Regions from separate parts of the Homo sapiens genome. Here all the other regions are linked to region 2. Evidence: read pairs that join two places in POLR2A ChIA-PET (ENCODE). Cell type or tissue: MCF 10A. All regions are shown on one strand.

Region 1 (8,000 bases), 210 kb before region 2:
ATACTTCTCATCTTTACAAAAATCCAGGATGCATTTTTTCTATGAGCTAGCCCTTTAAGATGCCTACACACCAGTGGAAAACAGAAATGTTTGAACTTTACCATTATTCTTTTTTAGCATAAAATATATTTATATAAACAAAAATAAGTCACAAGTTATCGCAATGGTTGATTTTGCCTTACAAACTTCAGCTTTTTTCTTTTCTTTTTTACTTTGAGTGTTATGCTGAAATATCGGGGGAAAATACTTGTTTGTAAGTCAGGTCATAGCTAAATCTAGATTTGGTTCTTTTCTCCAGCATTATACACTATGTGATGCTAAAAATATAGCCATTTTACAGATAAGAAAACTGACCCTTGTGTAGTGAAATTTATACTACTGGTTAAATGTAGTGGAACAGAACTTTGACTCTGGGCAATACTAATTAGGAAACTGCACTCATAGACATTGCTGTGAGTGTTGCTATAATAGGGCCCTAGCTTTCACCAGGCCTTCTAATCTTTTCTTTACCCTGTAGTCAACATGTTCTATCTGCAGTGTGAATCTATTCATTTCTCTCTCTTCTTAAAATCCTTGGGCACTGTTAAAAGGGTAACCGTATCCCCCAACATTTATTTGTTGAAGTCCTAACCCCCAGCTCTTCAGAATATGATCTTATTTAAAAATCTGGCTCTTGCAGATAGAATTAGTTGAAGTCGTTAGAGTGGGCCCTAATTCAATATGGCCAGCATCCTTATTTTAAAAGAAAGAAAGTTGGACACAAACATACATATACGAAGAACACCATGTGAACATAAAGATGGCCATCTACAAGCCAAGGAGAGAGCCAGGAACAGATTCTTCCCCCACAGTGCTTAGGAGCCAACCCTGTAGGCACCTTGATTTCACACTTCTAGCCTGAAGAACTGTGAGACAATTAATTTCTATTGTTCAAGCTGCCCATTTTGTTGAACTTTGTAATAGCAAACCAATACAGATACCTTTCTATTATTCTTAGCATGATGTCCAACATCCTACACCTGGAAAGCAAGGAGTAGAACATCAAACTAAAAAGCAAATGTGACTCAAGCTAAGCATAGTAAGATTTCTGGAACTGTGAATGGGCTTAGTAAAAATTCATTGAATAATTATCATAATCTTACATGCCAGGAATTGTATTTACACAATGCAGGAACCTTACATGCCAGGAACGGCCGTATATTTAGATGTGAAGTAAACTGACACAGTGCCTGTTCTCAGGGAGCTTACACTGAGGCAGGCAACTAATTACGCATATAATTAATTACAGTAAGAGTGAAGAGTGGTAGTGGAATGTCCCAAAAAATAGGATGCTAGAGGAGCCAACCCTCTTCTTGAAAAAAATCAGGAAAAGCCAGAAAGGCTTCTTTGAGGTAGTCATGTTTGAGCTTATATCTGAAGAATGAGTAAAAATTAGTTAATGAAAGGAGATGCTGGGAGAAGTAGCTCTGAGGTCAAGGGGACAGAAAATATAAAGATTCCAAAGCCAGAAGCATTATGCCACTTTCCAGAACCACAAAGAGGAAAGTAAAAGTGGAGCAGAAAAGGTGAGGTAGAAAGTTGTGCGCGATGAAATAGAAGCAAACAGAGTCAAGTCCTGTGGGCAGTGATGTAATCAGAGTTGCAGACCAGAGTTAAAAGGTGCCTCTGGCTGCACTGTGAAGAATAGAGCTGAGGAAACCACTTAGGAGGCTATGGTAAGAAGTAATGGTGGGCTAGGAGTGGATGGATTTAAGAAGTAGTCCATTGATGGGATCTAGTTGATGAGGTCCAACAATTAAATAGATGTCGTACAGTCTGGAGAAAGGGAGGCATGTGTTCAAGTTGACTGTTCATTTTCTAGCTTGGCCGACTGAGTGGAAAATAGAATTGTTCACTGAGATAGGAAAGATTAGATGAGGCCATTTTTTTTTTCTTCCTGGGGTAAGGAGGGAGAGAAGAAAAAGTTGAGTGCCTAATCACACATTTGAAGCAATTGTGAGATGTGTGATGTCCTGTAGAACCTCAGCCTCATTGATCAGGATGTCTGAGCCACTGGAGATGTAAATTTGTCTGTCATTGGGATACAGATGGTAACTGAAGCCATAGGAGCAATTGAGCTCACCTGGCAAAAGAAGGTAGAATGAGTAAAGAGAAGACTGTGCACAGTTGAGGAATTCTAGCCTTTCAGGTTTGGCTGGAGGAAGATGGCCCAGCAAGGATGATGACTGACAGAAGCAAAAGGAGAAAACCCAGAAGGATGTGTTGTCATGGAAACCAAGGAAAAAAGGGAGCTTCAAGAAGGAAATAGTGGCTGGTAATCTTTAAACTATGGAAGCGGTTTAAGTTTAAAAAATATTCTGGCTGTTGTAGCCATTTGGCTCTTAGCAAGATCTCTTGCAGGCGCTTGAGTGGAGGAAAAGATGGAAGGTGTAGAGGATGATATTGGTCTTCTGTCCACATCCCTCTGGAAGTCACTCGCATATTCCAAGGACTGCTTATTATGAACACCTGTAACTCCTTGCTTGGGGCTTTTATTTATTTTCATTATTTTATGGCTGAAGAGTACCCTTAGCCTAAGCACAGAGCAAGCCAAAATGACAGAGAGTTTACGTCCCCAGACAGCTCTGAAACAATGACAAACAGATATTTGATAACTAAATATCCCAATCCACTGGTCCTCAGTTGGAATAATGCTGAAGAATGTTTCACACCGTCTCTCAGAGCTCCCCAGAGGGATCAACTGGTTTGATAATCTTCAAGAACTTGCTGTCCTGTCTTTCTCTGACATACTCCTCTACTCCCCTACCAGTGTTTCTGGGAATCACCTACCAAACAAATTACTCACTCTTGAATCCTTGCCTCAGTGGCTGCTTCTGGGAAACCAAAATCATATAGAAGAAAAGAGTTAGACCAGTAAGTATAAACTTAGTGAGAACAGCTGAAAAGGAGTATCAGGAAGAGAAACACAGTCAAAAATGGCTTATTATAATCAAGAAAGAGTGCTAAGCTTATTTGACTGAGGGTGGAAGGAATATAAGAGACAGAGGGGAGAGATTTTATAGGAATTCATATGCAGAAATATTTTTTTTTCTGATGCTGTTGGTTAAAATATAAAAGGAGAAAAAAGAAAAGAAAAAATAATAAAATTTGCATTATAAAACTTAGGAAACCTCTTTCTAGATAAGATAAAGGCACAAAAGTTTCCTCTTCAAAAGCATAAAAGAAGTTCTGATGTTCTTGGACCTTTGTGTGTTTAGGAATTTCCACCATCTCTAGAATCCGTTTAACCACTCCATGACACATTTTTTTCTCTCCAGATGTAAAAACTGAGGAGTCAGTTGTCAGTTGAATACTCTAGTATTATTTTCTCAGCAATTATTTTAAGGAATGCATTTGAATAAAATGCAGTTTTGGCATCATTTTAAAAAATGGATGATGATTTATGCTTTTCTTGCGGGGACAAGATGGCTGTGGGCATGAGTCATGACTGTACGCTGGGAAGATTCCGATGGGAACCTTGCTTTTGCTGGTTGAGCCATAACTTACACGGACTTGAGACTGTGCGTGGCTTTTATTAACATGTTCATTTTGCTTGTTAAGGCTCGAGCTTCATCTTTTTCTTCCCGACTAAAGCCCTGTTTGTATTTCACACACACCTGATTCAAAATCTGTGCTTGGAACCCAGAGTGGCTTGGGAATAGTAATTTGGAAAAATTTGATTATTTGTCAGTTAAAATGGAATGATGTGTTCTCAGCTGCAGCTGGGAAATGGGCTATTTCTCTGCAGGGGAGTAAATTCAAATGATAGACAAAGTTCTAACTCTTCCAACATCCCTGTCTTCGTGGAGCAGGTTTGGCACAAATCAAAATTGTTTATAGGCCAAGGAAGGTACAAATCATAGCACAGATCTGTGCTTTTCTCAACTGCATAAAGAGCTTTCACATATAATTTTTCTGGTGAAAAATCCCTGTCCCGGAGCAGATGTTCCATGGAAACAACAGTGAAGTTTTTAAGGGGCCAAGGTGAATGAACTGTAAGACTGGTTCTTGAAGTTTTCCAGGTTAAAACCATCTCTCTCATTGTCCTTGGAACTGGTTTTCAAAATGTGTTTTACAGCATTGCTTCTCAGATTTTAACATGCATACAAATCACCTGGGGATTTTGTTAAATTGCAGACTTTGTTTCAGTAGTTCTTGTGTGGGGCTTGAGATGCATTTTTGATAAGCTCCCAGGGGATACTGATGCCGATCTATGTTTATCCCTGAATCCTACTTTGAGTGGCGAGTAACAGAGGGATATAGAAAGTTGGTCTTGAAAGATTCTCTCCAATACAAAGATTCTCTAGTCTAATAAGTTCAAAAAAATTCACATTTTTGTCTTTCTCTCTAGAATTCCGCAAATTAACAAATTAAAGACTCTGAGAAGATTTGCACTGATAAAGTCTGCAGTCAATGCTGTCTCCTAACAACCTATGGAATTTGATTTTGTGAAAGGAAAGGATAATCTGATGTGCGCTATTCTTGGGAATATTTGTTCAGGCACTTAAACAGACTGAAGGGGGATTTCAGAAAATGTTTGACTCTCTTTGTGGTGACCCTTGCAACTTTTCTCAGGTGAGTGTTACTGCTTCTCCAAATAAGCAAGATTCTAAGTCCAGCTCTCAATATCCCCAGTAGAATAATAAACTTTCCACCTAGAGTTTTGGTATTCAGAATGTACGGCGTGCCTTCTAATCAACTCTAAAAATTGTTCCGGGTTTAGCTGCCACCATGCCCTGTCAAAAGGCCAGCTTAGAAAAGTGTCAGACAGGAAAACTACACCAAGGGAATTTAAATGCTTCCAAGCATCTTAAATTGTTTGCAAACCTCTGTATGTCTATGAATCGATTCTCTAATAATTTCCCATGAAGATTCCTGGCCTCTGCCCCAGAAGTGATTATTCTTTGAGTCTTGAGTATATACTGAGAATCTTCATTTTAATAAGCGTTTCCAGGATTTTCTGATGCAGGTGTTGTAAAGACCACATTTTGAGATTAAGTTCTATTTCCTCAGAGTTATAGAACAAGCAATTGGGCTACTTTGTTTTGGCTTTCTGAGCATGCACTTTTGTGAGTCATGCTTTAATGTTCTACCCTGGATTTTTATGGATAATCTATATGAATGAATGAGAAAGCGTTAGCATTTTCTTTGGAAATGTTATTAAAGATACTGTCATTATGCCAGACTTCAGAAACTTCTGTAAAGGGATCCTGTTGGCAGCAAAATATAACCTTGATCCTGTAGTTTGGAGTATGAGAACACTACGACAGATCATCACTTGACATGTCTTATGGTTAAAGTGAATGCACGTTTTGCTCCTTTTTCTTAAGAAATTCATTGGCATTACTATAAACATGTAAGCTTACGTAAATTTTACCCAAAATTGTTAAGCTGAGTCTCAAAGTCATCTGTGGCTTTAGGTACACCCTGGCATATCCCCATACTCTGGGGATATTTTCTCCACAGCTTGAGAAATATAGGACTGTATCGTGATTAGGGACCCAGAAATAAAGAATGAGTACATTCCCCTTACAATGTTCTCCAGAAATAAAGGCTTTCTTATATTAATATTTTTATATCGAGATACTTTATAATGAGAATTACATCCTTTTCTTTTTAAAAATGTCAACTTGATTGGTAAGAAATTCAGAGCAAAATTAAATGCTTAATTACAATAATTTTTATTGGTCTAGCTATTTCATATATTTGCAAAAATTTTCCAACTTTTCTATATACATTTAATTTCAACTTTTCTGGTTAGTTATCTTACTCTATATGTGATTTTTTTAAATTATACTTTAAGTTCTGGGATACATGTGAAGAATGTGCAGGTTTGTTACATAAGTATACAGGTACCATGGTGGTTCGCTGCACTCATCAACTCGTCATCTACATTAGGTATTTCTGCTAATGCTATCCCTCCCCTTGCCCCACAACCCACAACAGGCCCCGGTGTATGATGTTCCCCTCCCTGTGCCCATATGTTCTCATTGTTCAACTCCCACTTATGAGTGAGAACATGTGGTGTTTGGTTTTCTGTTCTTGTGTTAGTTTGCTGAGAATGATGGTTTCCAGCTTCATCCATGTCCCTGCAAAGGACACAAACTTATCGTTTTTATGGCTGCATAGTATTCCATGGTGTATATGTGTCACATTTCCTTTATCCAGTCCAACACTGATGAGCATTTGTGTTGGTTCCAATTCTTTGCTATTGTGAATAGTGCTGCAATAAACATACGTGTGCATGTGTCTTTACAGTAGAATGATTTATAATCCTTTGGGTACATACCCAATAATGGGATTTCTGAGTAAAATGGTATTTCTAGTTCTAGATCCTTGAGGAATCACCACACTGTCTTCCACAATGGTTGAACAAATTTACACTCCCACCAACAGTGTAAAACTATTCCTATTTCTCCATATCCTCTCCAGCATCTGTTGTTTCCTGAATTTTTAATGATCGCCATTCTAACTGGTGTGAGATGGTATCTCATTGTGGTTTTGATTTGAATTTGTCTAATAGCCAGTGATGATAAGCTTTTTTTCATATGTTTTTTGGCTGCATAAATGTCTTCTGTTGAAAAGTGTCTGTTCACATCCTTTGCCCACTTTTTGATGGGGTTGTTTGTTTTTTCTTGTAAATTTGTTAAAGTTCCTTGTAGATTCTGGATATTAGCCCTTTGTCAGATGGATAGATTGCAAAAATTTTCTCCCATTCTTTAGGTTGCCTGTTCACTCTGATGATAGTTTCTTTTCCTGTGCAGAAGCTCTTTAGTTTAATTAGATCTCATTTGTCAATTTTGGCTTTTGTTGCCATTGCTTTTGGTGTTTTAGTCATGAAGCCTTCACCCATGCCTATGTCCTGAATGGTACTGCCTAGGTTATCTTCTAGAGTTTTTATGGTTTCAGGTCTTACGTTTAAGTCTTTAATCCATCTTGAGTTAATGTTTGTATAAGGTGTAAGGAAGGGGTCCGGTTTCTGTTTTCTGCATATGGCAAGCCAGTTTTCCCAACATCACTTATTAAATAGGGAAACCTTTCCCCATTGCTTATTTTTGCCAGGTTTGTCAAAGATATGATGGTTGTAGATCTGTGGCATTATTTCTGAGGCCTCTGTTCTGTTCCATTGGTCTATATATCTGTTTTGGTAACAGTATCATGCTGTTTTGGTTACTGTAGACTTGTAGCATAGTTTGAAGTCAGGTAGCATGATGCCTCCAGCTTTGTTCTTTTTGCTTAGGATTGTCTTGGCTATGTAGGCTCTTTTTTGGTTCCATATGAAATTTAAAGTAGTTTTTTTCTAATTCTGTGAAGAAGGTCAATGGTAGCTTGATGGGAATAGCATTGAATCTAAAATTACCTTGGGCAGTATGGCCATTTTCACGATATTGATTCTTTCTATCAATGAGCATGGAATGTTTTTCCATTTATTTGTGTCCTGTCTTGTTTCCTTGAGCAGTGGTTTGTAGTTCTCCTTGAATAGGTCCTTCACATCCCTTGTAAGTTGTATTCCTAAGTATTTTCTTCCCTTTGTAGCAATTGTGAATGGGAGTTTGCCCATGATTTGGCTCTCTGTCTATTATTGGTATATAGGAATGCTTGCAATTTTTGCACATTGATTTTGTATCCTGAGACTTTGCCAAATTTGCTTATCAGCTTAAGGAGTTTTTGGGCTGAGATGATGGGGTTTTCTAAATATACAATAATATCATCTGCAAACAGAGACAATTTGACCTTCTCTCCTCCTATTTGAATACCCCTTATTTCTTTCTCTTGCCTGATTGCCCTGTCCAGAACTTCCAATACTATGTTGAATAGGAGTGGTGACAGAGGGCATCCTTGTCTTGTGTCTGTCTGTCTGTGGGTTTGTGTCTGTGTGTCTGTGGGTTTGTGTCTGTGTGTCTGTGTGTCTGTGTGTCTGTGGGTTTGTGTCTGTGTGTCTGTGAGTTTTCAAAAGGAAT
Region 2 (8,000 bases):
TGAAAGTCATATATTCATCAGCTCTTACCTTATTTCCTCCCCACCACCATCTTGACCTATGCAATTGGTGAGGCCACAGACCCCTAGCATGAGGCCCTGTTTTTCCCACAGCAATGGGATTTATGAAATCATTCGAACTTCTCTGTCTGGTGGGGTTTGTGTTGATGCTGCTGTGTTGCAGTGAACAGGCGAATAGGGTCCTCTTTTCAGAAATTGTACAAAGCTGTGGTAAATTTGATTTTCATTATGATCTGATGGCACAATCAAGTAGCAGTTTTCAGCTTACTGATTGTAACATGAGAGGACCACACTCATTTCCTTCAGTAAATGTTCACCAGGAATCTCTGCAAAGATGCAATGGAAGACTGAGACATAAGTAGAATTCCCTTGAGAAGTGTTCACAGAACTTAACTTACTTGATTACATTGCATACTCACTTTTTGCAAAGCTACAATATGGATGAGGAAATGTCTTAACCTGCTGGACTCATAATAGATTACATACATGCTGGAGTTAGAAAGAAGATGAACGAGACAGCCTAAGGAATAAAGCTACAAGACAAATGGTCCTCTAAGCGAGGGACCACGATCAAGGAGTGAACTCACAGAAGAAAATAAATCATTGACTCATCTCCTCATGCTCCTTAACAGCTACTGGCAAGTTGGTTATTAAATGAACCTTGATAACTTTGGAAAACTAGTCAAGTACCAAGCAAGACACAATTTGTGATTCTTGGCATGGCTTGTATTACTGGCTCCCTGTGCCCGGGACAGTATTGAAAGGAGAAGTATCTATAAACAGAATGAATAATGTGCAGCCATAATATATTCTTTGTTTATTTTTACATCAAATGTTTGGAATGTTGGCACTATTAAGAAACTCATTTAATTTTGATTCCCTTTTGAACCTGTGATGTTATAATGCAAGCCCCCGAAATGAGCCATATTCCTAGTGACGAAAATTGGGTGCTGGTGCCATAATTATACCAATGTTGGTTTTGATAAGTCTCTTTTAATTAACAGAATCTTTGAAGTTTGCTGGCAATTTTTATTTTGTGAAAAGGCCAGTAATAATAACAGAAAGGTACCCGTTTAAAATTGTCCACCTGGTCTACTTCTTAAAGCTTTTCATCTTTGGATTGATTTGCACGTCATGACCAATTATGGAGGTGGGAAGATTCTATTATACTCATTTTGCAGATGAGGAAATTGAAACTGGGAGCTTTGGGGACTTGCCGGAGCAGGTGAGAATGACTCTCACACCGAGACTCCTAGAGACATCCCGCTCCCTGATAATCACAGTGGTTCAGTTCTCAGAACACGGGCTTTCCTTACCTTGCCACTATTGACACTTGGAGCCAGATAATTCTTGGTTGTGAGGATCTGTCCTGTGTGTTGTAGTATGTTTTGTAACATCTTTCCTTTGCCTACAAGGTGCCAGTAGCAATCCCCCTAGTTATGTCTCCAAACATTGCCTAAAATCTCCAGGAGGACAACATCATCTGATTGAAAACCACTTGACTAATGGAATCGGGCTCCATGACAAACGGCTTCTCCCGTTTACCTGGTTTACTCTTTCCTGTCTGCGTGCCAACAGGGGCCTCAATTTTTTTTGTGTGTGTGACAAATTATAAAAAGCTACAGTGAATTTGCCTTGCACTACGTCCTGACAGCATAATCAAATAACAGTTTTCAACCTACTGCCTGCACAGCAAGAAGACAAAGTGTGTAAGGACGGGAGCCACATTTTTTTTCCTTTAATAAATCTTCGTTCAGTGAATGAAAAAGTGGATTGCTGCTGCTAACCACGAGCCAAGCAGGTTACAGACTCTACACACATTATACAGTTTCATTCCCCAACCACCTATGCATTACATATTAAAAGGCCTGTTTCTGAAAGGCAGAGTGTAGAGGATTTGTAGGGCAGTGAAAAGGTATCCATAATCAGTGATCTATTGCCAAACCTTAACAGGAAGTCACATGGCCAAGGAGAACACGGTTTGTGGAGTTCCAGCACCAGCCTCAAAGCAGAGCATGGAAGGGTAAGTTTCCAGCTCAGAGACAATTGCTTCATATTGGGCACAATTTCTTGTACTTTCTTCCAGAGTATATGGGTATTTTATTTTCTTATATTTGTTTGTTTGTTTGTTTTAATGTCGCACTATTCCCTCTTTGTCTTTTGTTGGTATTTTAAAGACTTTTCTAAATCAACCCAAATCTACTTCTTTTCTTTGTTGCAGTTTATTCCATTATCTGGATAAACAGCTCTGTAAATGAGCACCTGGCAGCTGCTGCTTCTCCTTTTCCCTCTCCTTCCCCTTCTCTTCCTTTTTTTTTTTTTTTCACTCTTTTGCTCTCTCATTCTCCTTCTCTTTCTCCATCATCATGCTTTTGCATATATGAAAGTATATCTAAAAAAATCTAGAGCAATTTGGTGGGACTAAGGGCACATGTTTTAATTTTCAAACACATTACCAAATTGCCGTTTAAAAATATAGTAATCTATTTTTACCTTCAATGTTTGAATATATTTTTTATCACAATCTTACCAACATGGTATAAAAATATACTTAAAATATGTTCTTCATTTTTAAGGTAGGAAATTATGTCACATTGCTATATTATTTTGGATTTTAAAATTTTGTATAATATTCAACATTGGTTCATTTATTGTAAATCTTTGCATTCTTTTGCTTGTTTAAATCCTTGCTCACTTTTTCTTATTGATGTATAAAATCTTTTTACAAACTGAGGACAATTGTAATATGAATTATGAATATTTCCCTTGCTTGTTATCACCTCTCTTCTGACTTTGTTCTTTAGATATAATGTTTTTTAATTAGTGATACAGTTTGGACATTCCCTCCAACTCTCATGTTGATTGGTAATCCCCAGTGTTGGAGGTGGGGCCTAGTAGGAGGTGACTGGATCATGGAAGTGTATTTCGCATGAATGGTTTAGTACTATTCCTTTGGTGCTGTCCTTGTGACAGTGAGTGAATTCTTGTAAGATCTGATTGTTTAAAAGGGTGTGGCATCTTCTCCTTGCTCTCTCTTGCTCCTGTTCTCACCAAGTAATGTGCCTGCTCCTATCTTGCCTTCTGCCATGAGTAAAAGCTCCCTGAGGCCTCCCCAGATGCAGAGCAGATGCCAGCACCATGCTTCCTGTAGAGCTTGCAGAACTATGAGCCAATTAACCCTCTTTTCTTTACAAATTACCCAGTCTCAGATATTTCTTTATAGTGATGCAAGAATAGCCTAAAACAATTAGAAAGTTTTATACATTTCTCATTACAAATTATGTTACACATTACCAAGGTTCTTTTCTAGAACTTTCTGTTTAATTACATTAAAGAGTAATTTAATGTGCAATTTATATTGAGATAAAGAATAAGATCCAAATTTAAATTATTTTGAGAAGACAAATCAGGTTTTTCTTAAACAATACAACATAACTGATTTCAAATGTTGCCTTTGATATATGTTCAACTCCTGTGTGCATTTTGCATAATTTCTGAACTCTATTATGTTCTACTGATCAGAACATGTTATTGCCAGGATGTCATTTTAAAAAAAATGAATGAGTTACTAGGGGATATTTTTTTAATGCTGATTTGGATCCAAAGCCAAATGGAAAATTTTAGGAGTTTCCTCCAGTGGACTTTTTTCGAAGTGATCTTTTAAAATTTAACTTCAATAGAAATGTGTTGATTTATCTTATAGATCTTTCACTTACTGCTTTGAAGTTTTCTCTTTGTGTAGGACATTGTCTCTGTTTAGTGGGGTTGTCAGATGGTTTACATCATCTTCATTTGTTCCCTTAAGAAACATTTTTTTTTGAGCTACTACTATATCTAGGGCATTGTTCTAAATGCTAGGGATACAGCACTGAGCAATTCAGAATAGGTCTTTGCAGTGATATTGTAGTGGGTGGAGACAGGCCCTGATTTTTTAAAATAACAGAATTCAGATGTATCAAGGGCTATGATATAAATAATCAGAGCCACAACATAGAGAGTAATTGAGGTGGGGCCAGGTGAGATAAAGTGTCAGTGAACTCTCTGAGGAGGTGATGTCTCGGTTTGATGTCTGACAGCTATAAAGGGAGTTGTCATGTTTCTGTTCTTCGGTGCAGTGTCCAGGACTGTGCTTGTCATATACTGTTTCTTGACAGATATTTACTGAATGAACCAATCAATCAGTGATGGCTGGAGGTTCTGGCCTTGGCTGTGGGAAGCACTTCATGTTGCCTTTAAGCTTCTATTATGACAAGCTGTTTAGACAAGTTAAGTGGTAGGTTTTTACTTTGGGGAGGAAAGAGATTTTTCCTCAGTCTTTATTCATTACTTATTGCAAAAGGGATTTCGCAATGACTGATTTCAACATTTCTCCCTGGGCTTCCAAACCACCCTGGTCCTTAGCAAGCCCAAGCAAGTTTCCAAACACAGGGTTTTTCCTTCAAGCCCGACCTCCCAATCTGCCATGAGAGAGCTTTGCACATGCACACCTGTGTGGGGCACAGCACGGAAGTGAGAAGGAAGTTGAAAACAAGCCCGGAGGACCTAGGTGATATGTTTTCAGAATGTTGCCTCTCCCAAAATATTTCCTGTGGATCAAAATGTCTTGCTTAGACATGGTATCTGTGGCTCCATTTGCAGTGGATGATACACCAGCCCCATCTTGTGCTTCTCTAAAAATCTTTCCACTGTATAATTTTCAAAACAAAGAAATTCAGACTAGCTTAAGACACTTGCTTTTCATTGATGACTTGAGTAACAAAATATAAAATGAAAAATCAGAATGGATGAAAAGGTGAATGTTTGTATCTTCCATCGATTGCTTCATCTACTGTCTTTTTGTTGAGGGGATTTGTTTTTAAGATTGAAAGCCATTGGCTTATTTATTTATTTTTTTTTTGCTATGGTTTCTCTTCATGATTATTGATCTCTATTAGCATGATAATTATAAATACTTGATAAATTTCTTTCTTTGATCTGGCCTACTTGTCACTCAACAGTCTTTTAAACTCTAGATTCTTTCTTTCATTCTTGACATTTGCCATTGTCCTCCACCCTGAATGCCTCCCTGCTGTTCTCAAAAGCTGCCTAGAATCATTGAGAGAGTATATTGCGGTATCAAGTACCATGGCTTCAGGCTCCGCTGCAGCTGCCTGCTTTCTGAAAGCTCCCTTTATTCTTTGCAACTGCACTTATCGAATTCCGCCTAACAAATGTCAGCTTTTTTCCCCTTACCTTTCATGCAAAACACACACACACACACACACACACACACACACACACACAGTGTAATAAATCCTTACCTCTGCACAGTGTACATTTATACACCTTGTAATTGCCTTTCTCTGTTGGTTTTAGTCCTTTGCCCTTTTATTCTTTCCTTTTGTACTCTGGCTTCCTCAGCTCTAGTATTCCCAGCCTTGAAATCCAAATTGCAAATGCAGAAAATATGCCCACCCATTTAGGACAAACTGAATGACTCCAATTGTAGAGGGTAGCACTGCGTCTGGTGGTACAGCTCACTAAAAGCACTCATTGCCTGGTTCATAAGAAAGTAGCAGGTCTTGTATTCAAGACTAAGAATCTGTGAACTTCAGAGCACACTGTGGAGCTTCATGGAGGTGTGCAATAAATTAATATATTGTAGTATATCTATATATAAACTATATATACAGTATAGCATATTTGTGGTAATATGTAGTATTTTTCCACCGGCCACCATATGCACCCACATGAAAAAAGCTGGAAAGTTTGTCGACTGAGTGTATGATTCTCTGCTGCTCCTCTGATATTCTTTTTGCTGGTTTTAAGTAACAGCAGTTATTAGGACCAGCCATGTTTTCCTGCATAGAATAAACACTTGATGAGAGTGGCCTTGAGGAGGTCAATTAAAGCAGATGTAAAGATTATCCTGCCTCTATTGAGTTGAAAATAGGAGCTAAAAGAGCTCTTCACTTAACTGCAGGCCATTAGGCAAGAATTAAGGCTTTCCTTATAAGGAAACTGGAGTTATTCTGAAGTCATATTTGTTGTTTTATAGAACAATTCAAATGACCATTAAATTCTTTCAGAGCTATGAGCACCAAGGCCCCCTGAGGAATGTGAATGGACCTTTTTTTCCCCAAACCTCAAGGATTCTAGGAGCTGAATAGGACTTTAGAGACAGGACTGGATAGGGAATTCCTAAGGGCTTTTTTTAAGCCAATATTCCATGACTCTCTGACCTAACCCTTTGCTACTCAAAGAGTATAGTAGTCCATACACCAGGAACATCAGCATCACAGGCACCACATGAGAATAGGTTAGAAATGCAACATCTTAGGCCTCACTTCCACCTGCTACATCAAAATTTGCATTGTAACACGATCTCCAAGTAATTCATGTGCACATGAGAATTTGAGACACCCTGATCTACTCTAATCTCTTTTTTCCCCAAATAATAAAAATGAAATAAATTTCCCAAGGTCACTAAGTAAATTAGTAGCTAGGATAACTAAGAAAGCATTACATTAGTCAAGCTGTCCATTCTGGATAACAATCTCCTTTTTCCAGGCATCTAGTTCTTCACCTATATGTCCTGGAGTTGGCCTATGTAACCCAGGACCATCTATCTCCAGATATCTGTAGACATTCTCGAAGTCACCTCCTCCATCAGGACTTTCTGTGTTGGCAGAGACGTGCTATGTGTGCACTGACCACTTGTGCCTGTTGAGTACCTGAAATGAGGCTGGTGGGTCTGGAAAGCTGGAGGAGGAATGAGAGCTCCATCTCTAGTGCATGTTCATCACTCAACTCTAACGTGAAAAGAGGAGTTTCAGGGCTTCTGTTTGGATAATTCTGCATGGTGGTAATAGCTTTCAGGAAGACTTCACTAGAAAAAAACTCTAGGTTATTGATACAGACAGGAGACAGGGAAATATTGGGTAGAAGAGGGCAGTACCCCAGCAAACACCCCATCCTCAAGCCTGAAAACCCATGGCCCTAAATGAGGATAGGCATTTCTGTTTTCATTGCCAAAAAGTGGCCCTTTGGCCAGCCATGCCCCCTATCCTGCACCCATATAAACCCTGAACCCCAAACTCCAGAGCAGACCAGCAAGCAGCAAGCCAGCAGACCACCAGAGAGATGGCAGAATGATGCGGCAGAGAAAGGGAGAAGAGGGTTGGTCAGAGAGGAGTCCAACTGCTGGGCGGCCCAGCTCCGGGGGAGGATCACCTACCCACTCCATCCCCCACTTCCAGATCTCCATCCATCACACTGAAAGCCTCCTCTACCACTTAATAACACCTCACATTCATCCTTCGGGTCTGTGTGTGACCCAATTTTTCCGGGACTCTGGACAAGAACTCAGGATACAGAAAGCTGTTACACTGGCCCTCTGCTTTTGTGAAAAGACAGAGGGCCTATTGAGGTGATTAACACCCAAGCCATCTGTGGCCAACAAAGCTGAAAGAGCTTTGTAACACTGGAGTTGCAGGTACCCACTCCTAGACACTACCTGGGAGCTGGAGCTGGAGCCCGGAGAGCTCGCCTGAGCCTCTGCACCTGCCTGTCTGCATGCTCCCCTGTCCCTCAAGGGGTTTTGAGCCACACCCCTGTCGCAGGTCCTGCGAGGAGAATCAGGGAACTCTCTTGTTTTATTATCATTTTTGAACTGGGAAAAAGAGCAAAGAATCTTTAGGGTCATCTTTGAAACTCACAGTTTGTTGGATAAAATGTAAACAATCTAGTAACTTGCGGCTTCTTAGGCAAATGTAATGTCCCTGTTCTTGTGTTTGTTCTGAGGATTTTCCATTTAAAAAAAAATGAATGTTTGTGTACTGCTTATGATTTACCTGGCTGTGAAGTTTTAAATTGTCTAACTTAATGAGTGAAGCTTTAAATTGTCTAACTTAAAAAACACATTTCAAAACGTTTCAGAGAGAATCATGCAGACTCATCTAGTCATCATCTGGTTGTGTTGACTAATGGCCAAATTTTCCATT
Region 3 (8,000 bases), 400 kb before region 2:
TTGCATTTCTCCCCATTCATCCTGCTCCTCATGGAGGCAAGAAGTTCACAAGGCTAGGGAACATACCCACCTAAAACCCACACTGTCCTTTCAGAATATGCTTGGAGTAACCTTGACCAGGATCCACTGCTAAAACTGCCCTTAGTCCTTCTTAGGGCCTGCAGGGGACTCTTCTCTCAGTTTGTCCTCCAGAGGGTGAATTGCACTACTGGCATACACACTTTTAAGCCTGAGGAGTGGCGAAGGGGCAGCTGTTTACTGGGTGGTAATGCGTAGAGGAATCTTGGGTAGGTAGCCTGCACTAGATAATAGATACAAGGCAATTAGACAGTCCATGTTCAGCAAACATTTGCTATAAGTTTGATCACTGGTAAAAAATAAGCCAACATCCATAATGTCTAAATTGTTTCTTTCTACATCTGATAAAAAGAGAGGAAAAGGTTAGCATGAGATTGAGCCATGGTGACTGGGTGCATTTATTGTATTCTAAGAGACAGACCTCCTGCATGGACATTTAGCTGTAGTTACATAGAATGGGGCATGGTTAATCAGGTTTTTCAATTAATTTTATTTAAAAATTTTCCATCCCCAGTGTGTAGAAGAGGGGCATACCTTTAGATAAAGACAGAACGTAAATTGTGTGAAGGAGAAGAAAAAAATATCAAATGCACTCTGAAAGCATACAGGGAAAGATGATAAGAAAATATTTGATATATTATGCCCTTCAGAGATACCTTATCAAAGTCTGGGTCAGCTTCATTGGTTTCACAAAATAGTCTTGTTATGGGGACATTTTCCAGGGACAGCCAGTCCTGTGACAGTTGTTTTTGGGGTTTCAAGTTCAAGAGAGATTACTGTCTCCAAAGCATCATTTTAAAAGACTTTTTTAAATGGCAGGGGGTAGGTAATTTAATCTATACATTGTTGTAAAAACGGGCACATGGGCTTTGGGTTGCTATAGCAATCAGGCAGCTCAAGCAACAGGAACCAGGTGAAGCTTTGCTGCATACATGATGTGAGTGACAGAGGCTGAGGTGGAGAAGGAAGAGGAAATCTCATCGAGTGTATAGTCAATAGCAAATGCTTTCAAAGTGAAAATGCTCAGTGGCAAGTGACTTCAAAAGCTGCAAGGTGGTGTCCAGACCAAAAAAAGCATCCCCTTTAGGGCCCTGGCTGCTGAAAATTTTTAGGATCAGTAATGAAGTGTTGTCTTATGTTAGGTTCCCCAGATGCAGAGTTTGAGACAAGAATTTAGTGCACATGATTTATTGAAGTCCTCTGAGGAGAGAGACAGTGATGGAAGTAGGATGGGTCCGGAAAGATGTTGAGCAAGTGTATAGGCTTAGCTGGAGTTGAGTTTCAGCCTCATCTCATGGGGAGCTCTACAGTTTGATCTTACCTTAAGGTCAGAAAACTGTTTCTATTTATTTATTAAATTCACTATCAGTTGATTATTGGATATCTCTCCATAGCCCCCATCAGGAGCAGGAAAGTGTAACCTTTCAGGCAAAGTGGCTCTGGTTTGGCCAAGGGAAATTATCCAAATAAGGGGCAACTGTAAAACACTCACAGCAGCTGGGGAATGGGCAGAGTAGCCTGTTAAAGAAAACTGGGGTGGGGAACCCAGAACGTCCATTACAAGCATTGTGATATGTGATTATATGTGTGTGCATGTATGTGTATATGCATAGATTTAACTTCTAGCCTTAGGATTATGCTTACATAATCATGTTTCTGGGAATCACAAATATGGGTTTCAAATATGATTACATCTATTTACATGTAGATATATTTAGTCCACTTATGAGTATTAAAAAGACTTATGGCATAGCTGAAGTCTTTCCAGAGTGCTGAATTCCTACTCTGTACAAAGCTGTATACTCTGGGACAACATTCAGTCCCAATTGTGTAAACCCTAGTACTAATCCATGGGATTTGGCTTTACCTTCATGCTAGGGAGTGAGTTGAGAACAAGGACTGTCTTTAGGGTAGAGAAGTGGGAGGTTTGCATTAAACCTTTGAAGATACGCTGCAGAAGAGTCTTCCACTGACTTCATTAGAATTATAAGGAAAGAGAGAGAAAATTCTTCCTCTGGCTTTTCTTTTGGTGAAATGGGCTGAGGATGCAGGCAGCTTGAATCCATTTCCCCTCCCCTTGCTATGGGGTCCAGGAGTTAACTCCCAAGGGTATGTGATGTTGAGACAAAGTCAACATGAAAGCTATTCCATATTTCTGGTTTGCCATGATTTCAATTTCCATTGCTCAAGTAATACGGTTGTTCCCTGATTTCAGCAAACTATCTATATCCTTGCAGCTTGTCAGCTACTGCTGCATTTCATATCAGACCAAAGCAAATTAGCCACAGCACTTCCAATTAACATGACCAGCATTGTGCTGCATATAAACAAAACTGGTAAAACATACACCTTGCATCTTAGAGTGGAATTGAGGATAGCTTCCCTCCCCACCTATGTCTTGTGCACACCCAACACAAGGAGTGAATTGCAGAGATTTTTAAAGGGTATAATGCCAGTTGTATCCAGCAGCTTGCATTCTACTTAAGATCCAATAGTAAATATAGGAAAAGAAAATAGGCACCCAGTTTTCTATTCCTTAGAACTACCTTAGAATTTTCAGAGGACTTTTTTATTGGTCACCTGGGCAAAAAATAAGATAAAATAAACATGTGAGCAATATTGTAGAAAACTATTATAAGCTGTTTCAGTGGTATTAAAAAGTTCTCTATCACACGGATGCCTAAAAAACAGGTCAACAGGAGATGTAGAGGCCACAGAACTAGAAAAAGCAGTATAACTTTTACAATGCAGTTACATTAACATCCTAACTGAATTCCTTCATTGTGGGGTTCATAATTGACTGAAGTTTTTAAAACCTTTTTACTACTTAAAAAAGTAGCTTAAGCTTTTGATTTTTCTGTGTTCTATTATTTATATTCTTGTTCAGAGTATGGATTTGGAGGGGTGTTTTTGACAATTGGTTCAATTTCTAAGGATCAAAGACCTAAGTAAGGTATGACTCTCTGTCCCTGCCTCCATCCCAGAATGGCCGCTTTACCATCATGCAATTAGAAGTTGTAACTGCTTTGCTAACAGCACTGTAGAACCATGCCACTCAAGTATCCTAGAACAAAGAAGTAGGGAAGACGTCTGGGCAGGGTTAATAGTCTTTCAGAACTGTCTCTGACTTGAATAAGCTGAGTGACTTTCTCTGGCTAAAGAACAATAGAAAGTATGATGCAAGCAGAGACTTGCAATGTGTTTGAGCATTGGGGCTGGGTCTTTCTTACTGCTCTTTGCACCTTGAGACCACCAAGTGAAGGAGCCTGAGTTTGTCTACTAGAGGATGAGACACCTGACCCAATCACCAAACATGTGAGTGAAGTTATCTCAAATAAACCAATCACCAGCTGACCACAGGCACAGGCACCTGAGAGCCCAGCATGTCATTCAAGCTTTCCCAGACCTGATCTGCCCAGATGAACCACAGAATAATAAGCAAAATAAATGGTTGTTGTTTTAAGCCAGTAAGATTTGGGTTGGTCTAAAGAAAACTGACGTAGCTTTGAAAACACAGTGGCCCATATAATTTTTAAAGTCATCTTATGTTCACAAACTCTTAATTATCCTTGCGTTACTGTGAAAGGTAGATTAATTTTTATCTTTTAGTGCAACAAGTGGGTGGATCTAGAATTCCTCATTTGCAGGTAGTTTATTCTTAGGACTAAGCAGCCCTAGCACCCCATTAGAGGCAAAAACTCTTAAGAACTACTGGGATACACTCTATTTACCCTTTTGTGCTCAACCAAATTTCTACTCCTCCATTCCCTCTACCCTGAGGGCATCTTAGCAGAGAAAGAAACTTCCTGGCCCGTACTTTTCATACTCTACCTGTAGAATAGGGGCCACATGAAGGGTTTCTGTCAGACTCTCTCTGCTCATCAATGCCTGTCATAGAACTTACACTGAGCTGGGCTCAGCTGGTTAGTGATGTGACTTTACCAATATTGAGGGTCATTGCAAAGCAAGGACCTGACAAGTAGAGCCGGGCTGTAGCCTGAGATTTGGTCCTGGCACAAAGGAAACAAATTACTTAATGAATGACTGCAAGTCCTTGATCCACCGAATGTGGGCCTTTACCTGCCTAACACGAGTGTTGACTTGTTAGCTAACACATTCCACCTGGAAGAGTCAGCAGGGAAACCCCAAGCTGGCCTGGCTCTGGCTACAAGAATTCCTGGCACATCAACTGCCGAATAATGGAGTGAAGCTTGCAAACAGAGGAGATATTTTGATTCTTAAGCCACTAGTTCCGGATGTTCACTTCTGAGATTTCTTTGCAGATGCAAAGGAGTTGCAGGGTATAAAGAATATGAAGAAGAGAATCAAGAAACCTGACTTCTTGCCAGAGCTCTGCCAACCATTAAATGTGTGAATGTGGCCAAGGCACTGTCCTTTTGGGAGCCTCCATTTTGTCACTGGTAAAATGAGGAAGCTGAATATATTTTCTCTTGGGAACCTTTGAGGTCTATGTATATGTCTTATTCAAGTGCATAAATACTCTAAGAGAGAAAGGATCTTTGCATCTTAGAGAAGTATATAAACTCTAATATGCATAAAGAAACAGCTGGGAATCTTACAGTGAACATTCTATTCAGGAAGTCTGGGTGGGGCCTGAGAATCTGAATTCTATTAAGCTCCCTGGTGATGCAGATGCTGCGAGCCTATGGACCTCACTTTGAGTAGCAAGACCCTACGGGATGCTCTTCTTATGTTAACCTCTCTTAGTTCCGTGTAGAGCAGGGATGTTTATTGTCAGGCTAACATGAGCAGAAGACTTGAAAAGCACAAATCATTTGAATTTGTTGTTTTTGAGTGCTCATAGCATGAGGAATCAAGAGATAATTTTTCTTGTGGTTTTGTAAATGTTTAAGGCTAAATTTGTTTCTGGAGTCCCTTCTGGTTTTGGTGAGTGCTTCCTGTGGAGACTTTCCATTTCTGCTGCTGTGATTTGGAGTGAACTTCTAGAGATGAAGGTTTTAAAAATGTCTTTGATGTCTCTTATGTAGAACCACATATTTCACAGATGAAATTTATTGCAGGATGACCAAAATAATGATCAAATGCAGAACAGCTAGAAACTTGTGTAGCAGTTGTGAAACATCCTGGATAATTAGAAAACTTTTAATTAAATCATCAGTGTTTGGTGATAAAAAGGTAAATATTTTTAAAAAGACTCTCATTGTTATGAAAGTGTACCTCAAACTTTAATTATTATGGCCTAGGTTGGGATTTTAGATAGTAAGCCAGTCTGTTTTTTTTTTTTTTTTTTTCTTCTTCTAGTTGGGGAAGGTAGTTGGTGGTGGTAAAATGGTCTGGGAAGCTACTCAAGCACTCTGCTTTAAAATCATCCCTAGACAGTTTTTGATCTCTGGTATAACACCAAGGGTTAGAGGGATAAAGGAAGACAATTCTTTTACATCTGTCTTGAGGAAAAAGCAAATGTGGGAAGATGTAATTTTGCTTTATTTCCCAAGGGAAATGCCAACAATTTTTATTGTTTTCTAAACACCTAGGAGTGGTAATTTCCCCCACCCTCTTTGGCAGAGTCTACACAGGAACTGCAAATTTAACTGTTTTCAGGGGCTAGGCCAGTAAAATAACTGAGTGAAAAGGCTGGAACAAGACTAACAAATGGTGGAGACTATACTCAGATGGAAAATTTGTATTCCACCCTAACAGCATAGACTTTATGCATTTCCCATTTTTTTCTAATGATGTAGAAAATCTCTTATATTTTTAAATGTTTAAACTGAGTTTATGAAGAACAATGCACAGGCCCAACAAAACATACCTGTAGATTAGATTTGTTTCAGAGAAGGATGACCATAATTAGAAGATCCCTGGTCTCAGTTACAGATCTAGTTTTTGGTCTAGAGATTCAATACCTTGTCCCACAATATGAAAATCCTGACATTGTTTACTCAGATAATGATGAAATGTTTTGCAGTTTGAAGAATTGTGATCAATACATTTATGTTCATCACATCCCATAAAGATAAGAGATCTTCCAGAGTCTGAAAGAGATTCTCTGTTTAAAATATATTAATGAAAATTAAATATTGAAAAAAGGTACTCAAAAATTTCAGGAAAAATTATGTGTCCTCAGAAATAATTTTTTAAATCATAAATATATTATATTTTCTGACCTTCTTATCTATGAACACTTAGGTAGTTCCAAAAAGTTCAAAGAAAAAAAGGTAACTGAATATGAGGTATACATAAGTTGAACCAAATTGTTTTTTGTGTAGCATTATACAGGACACTTAAAAATATTTTGTTATTAGCTATTTTCTCCTTAGCATCTTCAAGGTTGTGAGTATAGTTTTGCTATCTAGAGATGAGTTAAGTTTGATCGGCTTCTTTTTGAAATATTGAACTTTTCCTGGCTTCTATGCATGGCGCCTGTGGTCTTTTAGGCTGTTTCTCTTTCCTAAACAAGAACATCCCTAAGAAAGTTCCTAAAATCTGTTCCTTTGCATACACTTCCTTCTTCACAAAACACACTCTTTTTCCCATAGTTTTGACTAGAACCATATGAGGCCAATTATCAGAATGCGTGCTTTATCCTTAATCTTACAGCAATGCCTTGCCCTTTTCCCCATTCCCACAGCCTTACCCCCAGTGGAGAACAGCCATCACCTTGCCTTTGGTTGTTTTCCACTGTGGCATACCTCACAGAATACCACGAACTCTTCATAGTTTCAATTATCAGGCATTACTCTTAGCCATCAGCTAATGTAAATTAACATGTCAAATGCTTTTTTTTTGTTGTTTATCCCTCCTTCTGTTAAAGTCTTTAATTATTTCCCAAGGACAAATACTTAGTATTTATTTTAATGGTTTAAAATACATCTGGATGGCCGGGCGCGGTGGCTCACGCCTGTAATCCCAGCACTTTGGGAGGCCGAGGTGGGCAGATCACGAGGTCGGGTGATCGAGACCATCCTGGCTAACACGGTGAAACCCCGTCTCTACTAAAAATACAAAAAAAAATAGCCATCCAAATGTGGAGAGTCCAGCAAGGTCCTAGCATGGTGGCAGGCGCCTATAGTCCCAGCTAATCGGGAGGCTGAGGTAGGAGAATGGCGTGAACCCTGGAGGCGGAGCTTGCAGTGAGCCTAGATGGCGCCACTGCACTCCAGCCTGGGCGACAGACTGAGACTCCGTCTCAAAAAAAAAAAAAAGAAAAAAAAAATCTGGATGTTTTGGCAGTTCCAAGAGGTGAGCTCCAGACGAATGTGTGTTTATAACTCCAGGTCTGTCTTTTCCACGATTTGAAAAAGAATTAAGAACATTGTGAAGATAAAGGTAATTAAACACTTAATTTTGTATGTTGATGACAGAAAATAAATAGCTCTGCTGGTCACACATTTCCATAGGTTATTAGGTACCTCACATATGCTAATTCCATGTACTTTTCCATGTCCAGGAATCTATTGTCTCCATCACTGCCTTATAATAGTGGAAATATGCCTATAGTTTGTTTAACTTTCAGACTCTTCCCCACTTTAATCCAATCTTCAACAGATGTATTAGCTATAGTGTAATTGGTGCATCGTGTATCAACTCAAAAAAACTTTCATTGATTCCTTATTTCCTATGGTTAAAGAAATCTAGAAGCTGAGGTTCTTCATAAGCTCATCTGAATGACTTTGGAAATGTTATCTTCCACAAGATAAGACAAATGTTATTTCCAACTTCTCTAAACACATGGTGAATCTAGTTAACCTGACCCCTTTCTTGTCTAGAGAATTTACATGGGCATTCTCATTACTTCTCTTCTCCCAGGGTGCTGTTCTCACCCGGGAGCTTCATGCTCTACTTCTTTTCCTTATATATAAATGTGTGTGATTGTGGATGGATAAGATATCTGATCTGTTTGCAAGTTGCAGACATGATGTCTCATTCCTAAATATTTC

The links. ChIA-PET counts read pairs that join two places held together with the same protein. Peaks named below come from ENCODE experiments on the same cell type or tissue, not always from the same donor. Only the 100,000 strongest peaks of a DNase experiment are listed, where the experiment ranks them.
Region 1: POLR2A ChIA-PET joins it to region 2 with 9 read pairs; 1 of 35 experiments calls an interaction of 5 or more read pairs at or near these places.
Region 3: POLR2A ChIA-PET joins it to region 2 with 5 read pairs; 1 of 35 experiments calls an interaction of 5 or more read pairs at or near these places.

The regions. Positions count from the first base shown.
Region 1 is chr20:11,140,891-11,148,890 of GRCh38, forward strand. No RefSeq gene overlaps it. Among named protein-coding and RNA genes, the nearest start is that of LINC02871, 120 kb to the left of the region's middle. In MCF 10A, no CTCF peak of the experiment used is centred here; a DNase peak (open chromatin) is centred at 3,491.
Region 2 is chr20:11,346,144-11,354,143 of GRCh38, forward strand. All of the region lies in intron 2 of LOC105372529 (a long non-coding RNA gene), which reads right to left. Among named protein-coding and RNA genes, the nearest start is that of LINC02871, 320 kb to the left of the region's middle. In MCF 10A, a CTCF peak has its summit at 4,642; a DNase peak (open chromatin) is centred at 4,438.
Region 3 is chr20:10,950,434-10,958,433 of GRCh38, forward strand. No RefSeq gene overlaps it. Among named protein-coding and RNA genes, the nearest start is that of LINC02871, 72 kb to the right of the region's middle. In MCF 10A, no CTCF peak of the experiment used is centred here; a DNase peak (open chromatin) is centred at 4,188.